Linked DNA regions of Homo sapiens: region 2 is linked to region 1. Evidence: read pairs that join two places in POLR2A ChIA-PET (ENCODE). Cell type or tissue: Caco-2. All regions are shown on one strand. Each heading gives the region's core, and the rest is flanking DNA. Links, peaks and the distances in the headings are about the cores only.

Evidence for each region. Peaks named below come from ENCODE experiments on the same cell type or tissue, not always from the same donor. Only the 100,000 strongest peaks of a DNase experiment are listed, where the experiment ranks them.
Region 2: POLR2A ChIA-PET joins it to region 1 with 5 read pairs; 8 of 35 experiments call an interaction of 5 or more read pairs at or near these places.

Annotation. Positions count from the first base shown.
Region 1 is chr11:78,071,556-78,079,308 of GRCh38, forward strand. The region is part of intron 1 of NDUFC2-KCTD14 (NDUFC2-KCTD14 readthrough); the gene reads right to left. It overlaps NDUFC2 (NADH:ubiquinone oxidoreductase subunit C2), which reads right to left. Exons shown (of 3, transcript NM_004549.6): 2 at 1,443-1,586. Among named protein-coding and RNA genes, the nearest start is that of NDUFC2, 4.4 kb to the right of the region's middle. In Caco-2, for the core only: no CTCF peak of the experiment used is centred there; no DNase peak of the experiment used is centred there.
Region 2 is chr11:78,402,863-78,410,615 of GRCh38, forward strand. The region is part of intron 1 of GAB2 (GRB2 associated binding protein 2); the gene reads right to left. Among named protein-coding and RNA genes, the nearest start is that of GAB2, 11 kb to the right of the region's middle. In Caco-2, for the core only: no CTCF peak of the experiment used is centred there; a DNase peak (open chromatin) is centred at 3,753.

The sequences.
Region 1 (7,753 bases), core at 868-5,867:
CCTGGGGAAACCAAAAAAAACTGTCGTAGTAGTTAAACTCCCAGCCTACAGATACTCATATATGTGCACATCTGTGTTGTGTATATGTGTGTAAAACACAGGTGAGAAAAGTTATATTACAACTATTAATAGATTCATAGCAGACTAGAGATAGAGCACCCTGAGGGAATGCCTGACTGTAGCTGGGTGAAAGCTTCACTGAGATAATAAAAGCAGAAATTTGCTAGGTGGATGGGGTGGAAACAGGGGCAAGAGGAAGAATAACATAGCAGGAAGAAGGTACAACATGTATAAAGTAATATAGGGCAGGTTCGGGACAAAGCATTTCACCAGGCAAATGATGAGTGATGAGGAATGAGGAAGTATTCCATACGGTTCATATCCACTATTATGCATAAGTAAGTGCCTGCTATGTGTAGGCTCTATACAAGAGGCTGGGGAAACAAAGACGAAGCTACAATCCATGAAGAACACACACATGTGTATATCATATGGTAGATAAGAATGTGGGTAAAGTGTTTCTACCAGAGGACAGGCAATTAGCTAACCTGGAGTAAATGAGCCATCCTAAGGAGTCTGGATTTTATCCACTAGGCAATGGATGACTTATTTATTTTATTTTAATTTTATTTTATTTTTTGAGACACAGTCTTGCTGTGACACCCAGGCTGGAGTGCAATGGCGCGATCTCAGCTCACTGCAACCTCCGCCTCCCAGGTTCAAGCGATTCTCCTGCCTCAGCCTCCCAAGTAGCTGGGCTTACAGGCACCCGCCATCATGCCCGGCTAATTTTTGTATTTCTAATAGAGACAGGGTTTCGCCATGTTGGCCAGGCTGGTCTCAAACTCCTGACCTCAGGTGATCTGCCCCGCTCGGCCCCCCAAAGTGCTGGGATTACAGGCGTGAGCCACTGCGACCAGCCGGATGACTATTTTAAACAGATGTGATCAGATTTGCTGTCATTGGAAATAAGACCAAAGCAAGTGGTGAGTTAAGAGGCAAGTGCAACAGTCCAAGCAAGAGATTAACAAGGCCTGAACCAGGGTAGTGGTAGTGGGAGAGGAGAGTTCAAAGTTAAGAAATATTTAGGAAGTAGAACTGATAAGACCTGATGACTAATGGGAAGTGAAAGAGAAAGACTTGATGATTCTCAGGCTTCTGGCTTGAGTGTCCAGGTGGACAGTAGTGCCATTCTCTGAAGCAGGACACAGAGGAGCAGGAGGTTTGGGAAGGCAGAGGGGATATGAGTTTTGTTTGCTGTCCAAAGGACACGGAGGTAGTCAGAAACTGGATATATTAATTCAAGAGAATTTTGGTCTATAGACTAAGATGTGGGAGTCAACAGAATTTAGAAGGTATCTAAAGCCATACACATGGATAAGATTAACCAGGGAAAATAATAATACAGTAAACACAGATTATCTAAAATTAACTTGAAATACCTTCTTCAGGAAAATCCTCTGGATGTAATTTCATATATCCAAACATTTCACGGTCCCTCACAGCATACAGGTAGTCTTCACGTTTTACAAGATAATATCCAGCAAAAAAAAAGGCCGTAATATATAGAAGCTGGCGATGCAAACCTGAAATTCAAATGACAAATCCCAAAGAAAGCAAAAATTAGTCCATGTGTATTAAGAGTTACATTTTTGGCTGGACGCAGTGGCTCACACCTGTAATCCCAGCACTTTGGGAGGCCAAGACAGGTGGATCACCTGAGGTCAGGAGTTCGAGACCAGCCTGGCCAACATGGTGAAACCCTGTCTCTACTAAAAATACAAAATTTGGCTGGGGGTGGTGGCGGGTGCCTGTAGTCTCAGCTACTTGGGAGGCTGAGGCAGGCGAATCATTGGAACCTGGGAGGCAGAGGTTGCAGTAAGCTGATATTGCGCCATTGCACTCCAGCCTGGGTGACAAAGCGCCTGGCCTGTTATGGCATTTCTTAAAAAAATAAAAATAAAAAAAGCACTGGGCTCAGTGGCTCACGCCTGTAATACCAGCACTTTGGGAGGCTGAGGCAGGTGGATCACCTGAGGTCAGGAGTACAAGACCAGTTCACATGGTGAAACCCTGTCTCTACTAAAAATACAAAAATCAGCCAGATGTGGTGGTGGGCACCTGTAATCCCAACTACTTGGGTGGCTGAGGCAGGAGAATTGTTAGAACCCGGGAGGCAGAGGTTGCAGTGAGCCGAGATCGCGCCGTTGCACTCCAGCCTGGGGGACGGAGTGAGGCTCTGTCTCAAAAAAAAAAAAAAAAAAAAAAAGCTATTCTGAACAAACCGCCTTGATCCCTGACTTTGAGACACCCTACATATTCTTTTTTTTTTTTGAGACAGGGTCTAGCTCTGTCGCCCAGGCTGGCGTGCAGTGGCACAATCACAGCTCACTGCAGCCTCAACCTCCTAGGCTCAAGCAATCCTCTCACCTCAGCTTCCCAAGTAGCTGGGACCAAAAGCGTGCACCACCATGCCTTTTTTCTTTCTTTCTTTCTTTCTTTTTTTTTTAAGAGGGGTCTTGCTATGTTTCCCAGACTGGTCTTGAACTCCTGGGCTCAAGCGATCCCCCTGCCTCAGCCTCCCAAAGTGTTAGGATTACAGGAATGAGCCACCACACTCGGCCCACATTATCACTTCTTTAAAGGTTAACAAATCTAAAATATTACATGCAATGTATATTTTAGCATATAGCACTTAATATTTATTTAATAAATGAATGAACAGCCTTGGGCAATTCAATTTACTACCTCTAAAACATAGACAAGACCTATCCTGGCTGGGCGTGGTGGCTCACAACTGTAATCCCAGCACTTTGGGAGGCCGAGGTGGGTGGATCACCTGAGGTCAGGAGTTCAAGACCAGCCTGGCCAACATGGTGAAACTCCGTCTCTACTAAAAATACAAAAATTAGCCGGGCGTGGTAGCACGCACCTGTAGTCCCAGCTACTCAGGAGGCTGAGGCTGGAGAATCGCTTGAAGCCAGGAGGTGGAGATTGCAGTGAGCCAAGATCACACCACTGAACTCTAGCCTGGGCGACAGAATGAGACTCTGTCTCAAAAAAAAAAACAAAAAAAGACCTATCCTATCTTTCTCACAGTAGTAGCATATAAAACAAGACATATGCATATAAAAGTATTTCCGAAAATGTATAAAACAATAAAAATGAAAAATATTCCTATGTTCTAGAACTGGACAGAGCACTCTCTCTTACCCCAAACAGCCACTGCTTTCCATAATGGGCTACCCGCCATATAGCAAACCAAAGAGTGCATGTTCTCCCATGTGCCACTGGACTGCAGAGACACACAGAACCAGACTCTCTCTACGCTGACCCATGTTCCTCACAGAAAGACTCCATAAGCGTTCGAGATGATGATGTCAGCATCCTAGCCCTAAAGGCATGGCTTGGCCTCTTGCCAAGGCCCCATTTTCCTAACCTCTCTCCTCATTCTCTCTTAGTGGTCGACCTCTCACTACCTGCACACCCCATCTACAATCATTTTCCCATTGTTTACTCAGTGAGTCTAACCCCGGCAGCTATTGTGCTCTTTGAAGAACATCATAAATTACTGATAAACTAGAGATCAATAAATATTTAATTTTGTGGGCTATACTTAGCATACCAACTAACTCTAAATTTCGGGCACATTAAGTGGTAACCAGCAAGAAGGTTAAGTTTTAAAAAACAGATGATGAGAGAAAAACTTATAAAAAAATTCTATTTATTGATAGTACAGTAGGGTGACTACAGTTAATAATAATTTGTTGTATAGTTCAAAATTGCTGAAGGAGAGGAATTTGAATGTTCCCAACATAAAGAAGGGGTGAATGTTTGGGGTGATGGATGTCCCATTTGCCCCAGTTTCAACATTACACATTGTATGCATGTATCAAAATACCACATGTACCCCCAAAATACGTACAACTTATTTTTAAAGTCTTATTCTTAAGGAATTATTTTAACATTTCCTGCTAATTTGAAAAAGAGCTACACAATTTTATTTCATTGATAGAAATTCATTATTATGAGACATATTCATTATTATGAGACAGAATCTTGCTCTGTCACTTAGGCTAGAATACAGAGGCATGATCACACTCACTGCAGCCTCAACCACCCAGGCTCAAGTGATCCTCTTACTTCAGTCTCCCAAGTAGCTGGGATCACAGGTGCATGCCACCACGTCCAGATAGCTTAAAAAAATTTCTTTTGTAGAGACAAAGTTTCCCTGTGTTTCCCAGGCTGGTCTTGAAACCTGGGCTCAAGCAATCCTCCCACCTCAGCCTTCCAAAGTGTTGGGATTACAGGTGTGAGCCACGGTGTCCGGCCAGAATATCCCATTACTCACAGAATGCCAGGTACTCGCCAGGGCTGTAGTTTGAAAATCTACCATATCTCTTCCACCACTCCTCCAACTGTCTTAGAAACATCATTTATGTGACACACACCTTCACTCTATATGCACAATCTTGTACCACAATTTGTCTTTTTAATGGATATGGCCATCTGGTCTGTAAACCTTTGGAGGATTGGGACCATGTTTTATATTCCTTGTAATCTACATATACTTATTCACTCAATACTACTTTTTTTTTTTTTTAAAGACAGAGTCTCAGTCTGTCGCCCAGGCTGGAGTGCAATGGCACAATCTCGGCTCACTGAAATCTCCACCTCCCAGGTTCAAGCAATTCTCCAGCCTCTGCCTCCCGAGTAGCTGGGATTACAGGCATGTGCCATCACGCCTGGCTAATTTTTGTATTTTTAGTAAAGACAGGGTTTCACCATGTTGGTCAGGCTGGTCTTGAACTCTTGACTTCAGGTGATCCACCCGCCTCAGCCTCCCAAAATGTTGGGATTACAGGCATGAGCCACCACACGTGACCTCACTCAATACTTACTGAACACCTACTATAGATATTAGACACTGAGCTAGATAAACACAATATGCATTCAGTAAATGCTGTTGAGGACAACCATTTCAACAAAGTCCTAGGACCTAAATCTTCCAAAGCAATTTAGGGAAGCTCTGGGAACTCAGGAAGTCTGATCCCTACTCCTGGGCTAAGCAGTTTATATTCATTATCTCATCCAGTCCTCAGAGATAGGTAACTTCCTCAGAATCAAATTACTAGTAGGGTGGAGGTGATGTCAAACCCCAAAGCATATGCTCTTAACTGCTATACTCTTCTGTCTCCCAGAAAGGCACAAACGGCTAAACTAACAACGAGATTAAGTGGTACATACGTCACATTTCAGCCAACCTTTACTTCCTCTAGAGCATTCTCCCTCCCAACTGTATCTCCTTTGTGCTCCTAAAGTGCTTTCTGCTCACCCACCTCTATCAAAACATGTATCTATCATACCAAGATCAGCAACAGGCTGTTTACCTGTTTGTCTCCCTGATTTCACTAGGAGCTCCATAGGGCACATAACAGAGAAACAGTTAAGTAAGGCCAGGCACAGTGGCTCACACCTATAACCCCAGCACTCTGGGAGGCCGAGGTGGCAGGATCACTTGAGGCCAGAAGTTTGAGACCAGCCTGGCCAAGATGGCAAGACCCCATCTCTACAAAAAATTTTAAAATTGGCCAGGCCTGGTGGTATGTACCTGTAGTCCCAGCTACTTGGAAGGCTAGGATAGGAGGATCGCCTGAGCCCAGGAGGTCGAGGCTGCAGTGAGCCATGAGTGCACCACTGCCCTCTAGCCTGGGTGACAGAGTGAGACCCTGTCTCAAAAAAAAAAAAAGGGTTCTGTAAATGAACAATTTACAAATATATGGTAAACTGTTTGCATAACAAGAGCTAAGGAAGGGGAACTCTGTCCAGCACCTTTTGCATGTCAGACATTTTACCTACAGAATCTCACTCAATTCTCACAACAAATATGCAAAAATTAATTATTCTTATTTTATAGATGAGGAAACTTTGGCTCTGATCGACCTGACCATGTAACTTGCCCAAAGTGACACAGCTGGAAAGCAGCAGAGCAAGTCTGTTTATTTATTTATTTATTGGAGACAAGGTCTCAACTTTGTTGCCCAGGCTGGAGTGCAGTGGTGCAATCGTGGCTCGCTGCAGCCTCAACCTCCTGGGCTCAAGTGATTCTCCTCCCTTAGCTTCCTGAGTACCTGGGACTACAAGTGCACATCACCATGCCTGGCTAATTTTTTAAATTTTTTTGTAGAGACAGGGTCTCACTATGTTGCCCAGGCTGGTCTTGAACTCCTGGCCTCAAGAGATGTTCCTGCCTTGGTCTCCCAAAGTGCTGGGATTACAGGTGTGAACCACAGTGCCTGTGCCTAGTGAGCAAGTTTGTTTAGTTCCAAAGTGGAGCTCTTTTCATTACACCAAGTGACAGTCTTGGGCAAATATGAAGTGGTGATGAAAAGGGAAAACCTCGAGTCCTCAGAGGCATAAACGGACAAAGATGACTCCTTTCTGAAGTGAGGAGTTATGTCCAAGGGAGATAGGACTTCAATACTATTTGAGCACTGGAAATGTGGGATTTGATGGGTTGGGAGCTGACCTTCAGGCATGACATACAGCTGTAAGAAGGCAAAAGAGGTACAAGTGTGGTGACTCCTAATTGCCTGAACCATTGCCTGAGCTTTTTTCCTGATTGTGCTTCTTGGCTCCAATCAACGCCTCACATTGCTGACAAAGATGACTTTTTAAAATACAGAGCTCATCACTGCACCCTTGCAGCTCTCAAAAGCTTACAAAGTTCCTGACTGCCTAGAAAATAAATTGCCATGCTCTGCTAAAATCTCCCTTGCAGTTTTATCTAAACCTGAACACTCACTCAATCATCAAACACCCTCCATTCAGAGGTCCTTGCCCCCATTAGCTCCCACTAGCCCCACGGGCCTAGAAAGCTGTCTGTCTCTCAGTCCTGCCTGATAATCAAAGTTAACTTCAAAGACCCCTCTTCCAAAGTTCCTCTCCTCTTTTCCCTCTGGAAATCCATAGAGCTTAGCAAAGCTACTGTGGTGGTTATTATCAGAATAGTCAGTGTCTCTGATAGGAAGCCAGTGACATACTACTGGGAAGTACAGCACACTGGTTTAGAGCCTCCTATTCAAACCGTGGTCCTCAGACCAGCAGCAGCAGTGTTTGAGCGCTTGTTGTTAACATCAAGTTCCTCCCCAGACCTCATGAATCAGGATCCGCTTTTTTTTTTTTTTTGAGACAGGGTCTCACTTTGTTGCACAGGTTGGAGTGCAATGGTGCAATCTCGGCTTACTGCAACCTCTGCCTTCCAGGCTCAAACGACCCTCCTGCCTCAGCCTCCCTCAGCCTGGGACCACAGGCGTGCACCACCACGCCCGGCTAACTTTTGTATTTTTTTGTAGGGACGGGTTTTCGCCCTATTGCCCATACTGGTATCGAATTCCTGAGCTCAGGCGATCCGCCCGCCACGGCCTCCCAAGGCGCTGGGATTACAGGTGTGAGCCACCTCGCGCAGCCCAGAATCCGAATTTTAACAAGACACCTATGCTATTCGTATGCACATTAAGTTTGAGAAGCACTGGTGTCCAATATCCATTCAGAGGTCAAAAAAAAAAAAAACCAAGCTCTGCTACTTAATAGCCATATGACCTTGGGCAAGCTGCTGTTAATCTGTTAGGCTCGGTTTCCTCGTTGTGAATAATACATCCCTAAAAGTGTTTTAAGGCCGAAATGCTATCAATAATGCCCACAGTGTGAGTAGTGCATGGCATGGAGTCATGGCTCATTTGCGCACACAGCA
Region 2 (7,753 bases), core at 986-5,985, 330 kb after region 1:
CATGTTGGAATCCTAATCCCTAAAGTGACCGTATTAGGAGGTGGGTCCTTTGGGAGGTTATCAGGTCATGAGGGCAGAGTACTCATAAATTAGAGACATTATAATTAGAGACATTATAAAAGAAACCCTGAGGAGCTTCTTTCCCTCTTCAACCATGTGAGGACACAATGGAAGACATTGTCTATGAGGAAGTGGGCAATCACCAGACGCTGAATGTGTCAGTGCCTTGATCTTGGACTTGCCAGCCTCCAGAGCTTTTAGAAGTAAATGTCTGTTGCTTATAAACCACCCAGCTAAGGCTACTTTGTTATAGCAGCCTGAATGGACTAAGATACTAATCAAGGATAGCAAATCACTTAAACATATTTACGAAGTTTAAATTTTTAAAAACTGCTAGGGTTACCCTATAGCTTAAAAAGAAAATTAATAATTGCTTGAGTTTTAAAGAGTTAAACTGCAGGATAATTATGGCAATACTATGTAAGTTTAAAATAATCTCGTCATTTAAACATTTGTAAATGGCTACCTTTTTGCAAATGGACTATAGTAAACAGAAATTATCTAGCTATGCTAAAGTAGGACAGAAGTCACCTTTGACAAAGGTGCCAAGAACATACACTGGAAAAAGTGCAGTTTCTTCAATAAATGTTCTAGGAAAACTTGATATCCATATGCAGAAGAATGAAACTAGACCCCTATCTTTCTCAATATTTAAAAATGAAATCAAAATGGATTAAGGACTTAAATATGAGACCTGAAACTATAAAACTATTAGTAGAAAATATTGAGGAAATGCTCCAGGACATTGGTCTGGGCAAAGATTTCTTGAGCAAGACCTCAAAAGCACAAGCAACCAAAGCAAAAACGGACAGAAGGGATCACATCAAGCTTAAAAGCTTTGACACAGCAAAGGAAACAATTAACAACATGAAGAAACAACTCACAGAATGCGAGAAAATATGTGTAAACTACTCATCTGACAAGGGATTAATAACTAGAATATATAAGGAGCTCAAAGTCATATATGCTGGCATTCAGTTCTTTTTTTTTGTAAAATATGCTAAGTATCTACAGAAAAAAAGACAAGTGATAACAGACGCTGGGAAGGATGTGGAGAAAGGGAAGCCCTCACACATTGTTGGTAGGAATGTAAATTAGTACAGCCCCCATAGAGAACAGTATGATAGTTCTTCAAAAAACTAAAAATAGAACTACCATATGATCTAGCAATCCCACTGCTGGCTATATATCCAAAAGAAAGGAAATCAATGTATTGAAGAGATATCTGCACTCCCATGCTTATTATAGTAGCCAACATGCAGAATCAACCTAAGTGTCCATCAATCGATGAATGCATTTAAAAAATGTGGTACATATACACAATGGAATATTATTCAGGGCTGGGCACAGTGGCTCATGCCTTTAATCCCAGCACTTTAGGAGGCCAAGGCAGGAAAGTCACTTGAGCTCAGGAGTTCGAGATGAGCCTGGGCAACATAGTGAGCCCTCACCTCTGCAAAAAATAAAACAAAAAATTAGCCAGGCCGGGTGGCGCATGTCTGTAGTCCCAGCTACTCAGGAGGATGAGGTGGCAGGATCGCTTGAGCCTAGGAGGTTGAGGCTGCAGTGAGCCAAGATTGTACCACTACACCTCTTGGTAACAGAGCAAGACTCCGTCTTGAAAACAACAATAACAATGGAATACTATTCGGCCATACAAATAATGAAATCCTGCCATTCGTGGCAACACGGTTGGTACTGGAGGACATTATGTTAAGCAAAATAAGCCAGGAACAGAAATTTAAACACTGCATGTTCTTACTCATATGTGGAAGCTAAAAAAACTGAACTCATGGAGATAGAGAAACAATAACGATTATCAGATACTGGAAAGGACAGTGGGAAGAGAAGTATAAAGAAGGGATGGTTAGTGGGTATAAAAATACAGTTAGAAGAACTAAGATCTAATATTTGGTAGCAAGATAGAGCAAGTATAGTTAACAATAATTTATTGTATACTTCAAAATAACAAGACTGGAATTGGAATGTTCCTAACAAAAAGAAATGATAAACGTTTGAGGTGATGAGTATCCTAAGCACACATTATATGCTTGTATCAAAATTTCACATCTCCATAAATATTTACAACTATTATGTATCCGTAAAAAGTAAAAATTAAAAAAATAAAGGCAGAATCCTAATCCACAGAATGTGGGGAAAAAACATGGATTTTTTTTTTTTTTTTTTTTTTTTTGAGATGGAGTCTAGCTCTGTCGCCCAGGCTGGAATGCAGTGGCGCAATCTCGGCTCACTGCAAGCTCCACCTCCCCGGTTCACGCCATTCTCCTGCCTCAGACTCCTGAGGAGCTGGAACTACAGGTGCCTGCCACCACACCCGGCTAATTTTTTGTATTTTTAGTAGAGATGGGGTTTCGCTGTGTTAGCCAGGATGGTCTCGATCTCCTGACCTCTGTGATCTACCTGCCTCGGCCTCCCAAAGTGCTGGGATTATAGGCGTGAGCCACCACGCCTGGCCAAGCACATGGATTTTAATGAGAAGACTTGGTTTGTAGTCCTGGGTCTGCTACTTACTATATGTGTGGCACTTAAGCTCTGTGCTCAGTTTCTCCTCTGGTAACATGGGAATAAAATATCTAGTAATTGCCACTACTATACTATATGTTTACTGGTAACAAGTGCTTTTGTATAAGCAACATTCAAGACCATACACAGTGGGTAAATGGAATAGACATACTTTTCCCTATTCCCACCACTAAGTACAACTAAAATCCTTAGATATTACATATAAAACAAGCTTAAGAAGAATCTAAAAGGTGAAGAGTAGGCGGCAGATTTGCTAGGGACCCTGGAACCCAAGGAATGACACAGTGATAAATTCCATGAGTTTTCTTTATGCCTCATATATCTCAGACTTGGAGCTGAAGCAGTCAGCATGGCAGAAACACCAACCTGTGTAGACCAAAAAATTCCCAAAGAAAGTCTGCTCTCTCTAGCCAAAGGACTGGGAAAGGAGCAGCCTAGCAAGAGACGAAACTGCTAAACAATAACTGCTCTACTCCAGCCAAACACCGCAGAGCAAACTGTGGTCCAACCCTCACCCACAGCAGCAAAAACTGACTGACAACCTAGACTTCTACCCTTCAGAGGTTGTCATGAGGCCAGGTGACACCTGCTAGGGTGGTGTCAAAGAAAGCCAAGTAGAAAGCTATGATATGCATACCCAAAAACTGGTAATAAGGCACCCATCCCTGTAGAGTCACTGGAGACCACATGGGAAGTTGGAACCTTAAACCATTCACAGGAGTAATGAGGACTACCTTCCTATCGGGAGTGTCAATGGAGGTGGAATGAAAAACCTGGACTTCAACTTCTACTTGAAAGTACTAAGGCAGTGTCCCCTTCCGATGATTGCAGCAGGGTCAGAGAAATCCAGATAAAACACAAGGTTTAAATTAGATCCAGAGTATCACAACACAATACAAAAATGTCCACGTTTAATTTTTTTTTTTTTTGAGACAGAATCTTGCTCTGTTGCCCAGGTTGGAGTGCAATGGCATGATCTTGGCTCAGAGCAACCTCTGCCCCCTGGGTTGAAGCAATTCTCTCACCTCAGCCTCCGAAGTAGCTGGGATTACAGTCACCTGCCACCATGCCTGGGTAATTTTTGTATTTTCAGTAGAGACAGGGTTTCGCCATGTTGGCCAGGCTGGTCTTGAGCTCCTGACCTCAGGTGACTCACCTGCCTTGGCCTCCCAAAGTGCTAGGATTACATGTGTGAGCCAAAAATGTCCAGGTTTTAATAGAAAACGACTCATTATACAAAGAATGAGGAAGCTCTCAAATGGAATGAAAAAGACAATCGACAGATGCCAACACTGAGATAACAGAGCTGTTAGAATTATCTTTCAAAGATTTTAAAGAGTCATCATAAAAATGCAGGTACAAACATGCTTGGAACAAATGGAAAATTGGAAAGCCTCCAAAAAGAAACAAAGTCTCAGTAAAAAAATAGAAGATGTAAAGAAAAACCAAATGGAATTTTAGAACTGAAAAATATAACCACCAAAATAAAAAAGTTCATCAGTGAGTTCAATGGCAGAATAGTGAGGACAGAGAAATAGAATCAGTGAATGGGAAAACAGGACAGTAGAAATAACCTAATATGAACAACACAGAGAAAACAGACTGAAAAAAAATGACCAGAGTCTACAGAAGCTATGGAACTACAACAAAAGATCTAACAGTTTTGTCATTGGATTCTTGGAAGAAGAGAAGAAAGAGGGTAGGACTGAGAAAGTACTTGAAATAATGGGTGAAAACTTCTCAAATGTAGTAAGAAAGATTCAGTAGGTTTAGTGAGTTCCAAACAGGATAAACTCAAGAAAATTCCACACCAAGACACATAGCAAAATTCTGAAAATAAAGAGAAAAAAAATCATTGAACGCATCCAGAGAAAAAGATGGGAGCTGGTCGTGGTGGCTCACTCCTGTAATCCCAGCACTTTGGGAGGCTGAGTTGGGTGGATCACCTGAGGTCAGGAGTTCAAGACCAGCCTGGCCAACATAGTGAAACCCTGTCTCTACCAAAAATACAAAAAAATTAGCTGGGCGTGGTGGTGAGCGCCTGTAATCTCAGCTACTAGGGAGGCTGAGGCAGGAGAATCTATTGAACCTGGGACGCAGACATTGCAGTGAGCCCAGATAGTGCCATTGCATTCCAGCCTGGGTGACAAGAGTGAAACTCCTTCTCAAAGAAAGAAAGAAAGAAAGAAAGTAAGAAAGAAAGAAAGAAAGAAAGAAAGAAAGAAAGAAAGAAAGAGATGGCATTTTCCGTCCCAAAAAGAAAGAAAGAAAGAAAGAAAGAAAAAGAAAGAAAGAAAGAAAGAGAGAGAAAGAAAGAAAGAAAAGAAAAGAAAGAAAAAGAGGGCATTTTACCTCCTGAGGGAAAGCAATTGGAAAGACCATGGATTTTTCATTAGAAACCATGCAGGCCAGAAGGAAAGGATGCAGTATTTTACAGGTGCTCAAAGAAAAGAAGTGTCAACTAAATAATTCAATATCCAGTGAAAATATCAGAATGAAGGGGAAAATGAGACCTTCTCAGGTGAAGGAAAATAAAGACAATTTATCACTGGCCAATCTACCCTAAAGAATGGCTAAAGGAAGTTCTCTAAACAGAAAGGAAATGAAAAAAAGAGGAACCTGAAAACATCAGCAAAGAAGAAAGCACATAGTAAACAAAAATGTAATTAAATAGTCTTTCCTTCTGAGTTTTCTAAATTAGGTTTAATGACTGAAGCAAAAATTATAGCACTGTCTGATATAAAAAAAATATTTAAGACAATTATATATGGAGGATGGCAAAAGGACATAAAGGGAGGTAAGGTTACTATACTTTACTTAAACTTGTAAAATGATGATACAGACTTCATTTAGATTATAAGACGACACCAACTGACTGTTGTATGTACAGTATAATACCTAGAGCAACCACTAAAAAAGCTGTATAGAGAGATACACTCAAAAACACTATATAGATAAATCAAAATGGAATTCTAAAAAATATTCAAGAAACTCACAGGAAGGCAAGAAGAAAACAAAAACAGAACACAAACAAAAAATAAAGTGGCAGAACTAAGCTCTAGCATATTAGAAATTATATTAAGTGTAAATTTAAATATACCAATTAAGACATAAATCAGCACAGTGGATTAAAAACATGCCCCATGATATGGTTTGGGTATGTGTCCCTGCCCAAATCTGAGGTCAAATTGTCATCCCCAAATATTGGAGGTGGGGCCTGATGGGAAATGATTGGATTATGGAGGTGGAGTTCCCCTTTGGTGCTGTTCTCATGATAGTGAGTGAGTTATTGTGAGATCTGGTTATTTAGAAGTGTGTAGTACCTCTCCCCTCACTCTCTTCCTCCTGCTCCAGCCATGTAAGATGTGCCTGCTTCTCCCTCACCTTCCGCCATGACTGTAAGTTTCCTGAGGCCTCCCCAGCCATGCTTCCTGTACAGCTTGTGGAACTGTGGGCCAATTAAACCTCTTTTCTTGATAAATTACCCAGTCTCAGGTAGTTCTTTACAGCAGTGCGAGAACGGATTAATACACCCCAACAATATGCCACCTATAAGATATCACTTCAAATACAATGATATGGGTAGGTTGAAAGTAAATTGATGGAAAAGATGTATCATGTGAATATCAATAAAAGGAAAGCAAGAATAACTATATCATCAGATATAGGCTATAATATATCAAGTAGCCCTCAGATACTTGTATAATATATCAGATAACAAGTAGACCTCAGAGCAAAAGAAATTACCAGAGACTCAGCAGGTATTATATAAAGATAAAAGGGTCATGCCACCAAGAAGATGTTGCAATTCTAAATGTGTATATATTGAACAACAGGGCTGGGTGCGGTGGCTCATGTCTGTAATCCCAGCACTTTGGGAGGCCGAGGCAGGCGGATGACCTGAGGTCAGGAGTTCGAGACCAGTCTGGCCAACATGGAGAAACCCTGTCTCTATTAAAAATACAAAATTAGCCGGGTGTGGTGGCGCATGCCTGTAATCCCAACTACTTGGGAGGCTGAGGCAGGAGAATTGCTTGCACCCAGGAGGTGGAGGTTGCGGAGAGCTGAGATCATGCTATTGCACCTCCAGCCTGGGCAACAACAGCGGAACTCCATCTCCAAAAAAATAATAAAAAAAATAAAATATGTGAAACAAAAACAGATATAAGTGAAATGAGAAACAGAAATATTCACAATTATAGTTGGAAACTTCAACCCCTGTCTCTCAACAATCGACAGAAGAACTAGATAGAAAAATCAGCAAGGATATAAAAGAATTATATATATCACTATCAATCAAAAAGATATAATTGACATTTATGGAATACTTTACCCAATAATAGCAGAATAAACATTCTTTTCAAAGTACCCATGGAACCTAAAGCAAGATAGACCACATTTTCAGCAATAAAATAAACCTTGACAAGTTAAAAATAATTGAAATCAAATAGAACTTACTCTACTCCCACAATGAATTCCAACTAAAAGACAGAAACAGAAAAATAATGGGAAAATCTCCAAACATTTGGAAACTAAACAATGTACTTGTAAATAATCCATGGTCAAAGAGGAAAGTCTCAAGGAAAGTAAAAAAAATATATATATACTGAGCAAATAAAAATTGAAAATGCAATTTATCAAAATTAGTGGGACACAGCTAAAGCAGTGCTGAGAGGGAAATTCATAGCAGTAAATGAATACATTAAATAAGAGGAAAAGTCTCAAATGAATAAACTACTATATAAAAAAATCAGAGGCCAGGTGCAGCGGCTCATGCCTGTAATTGCAGCACTTTGGGAGGCCAAAGCAGGCAGATCACTTAAGGTCAGGAGTTTGAGACCAGCCTGGCCAATATGGTGAAACCCTGTCTCTACTAAAAATACAAAAATCAGCTGGGCATTGTGGCACATGCCTGCAATCCCAGCTGCTCGGGAGGCTGAGGCAGGAGAACTGCTGGAACCTGGGAGGTGGAGGTTGTAGTGAGCTGAGATCGTGCCATTGCACTCCACCCCAGGTGACAGAGTGACATGCTGTCTCAAAAAACAAACAAAAAATAATAATGAAGCAATGTCAGTATGCAAGAATAAGGGTTAAAAAAATAAAGCAGTGGACCCACTACAGACCCTGCAGACACTGAAAGCATAATACA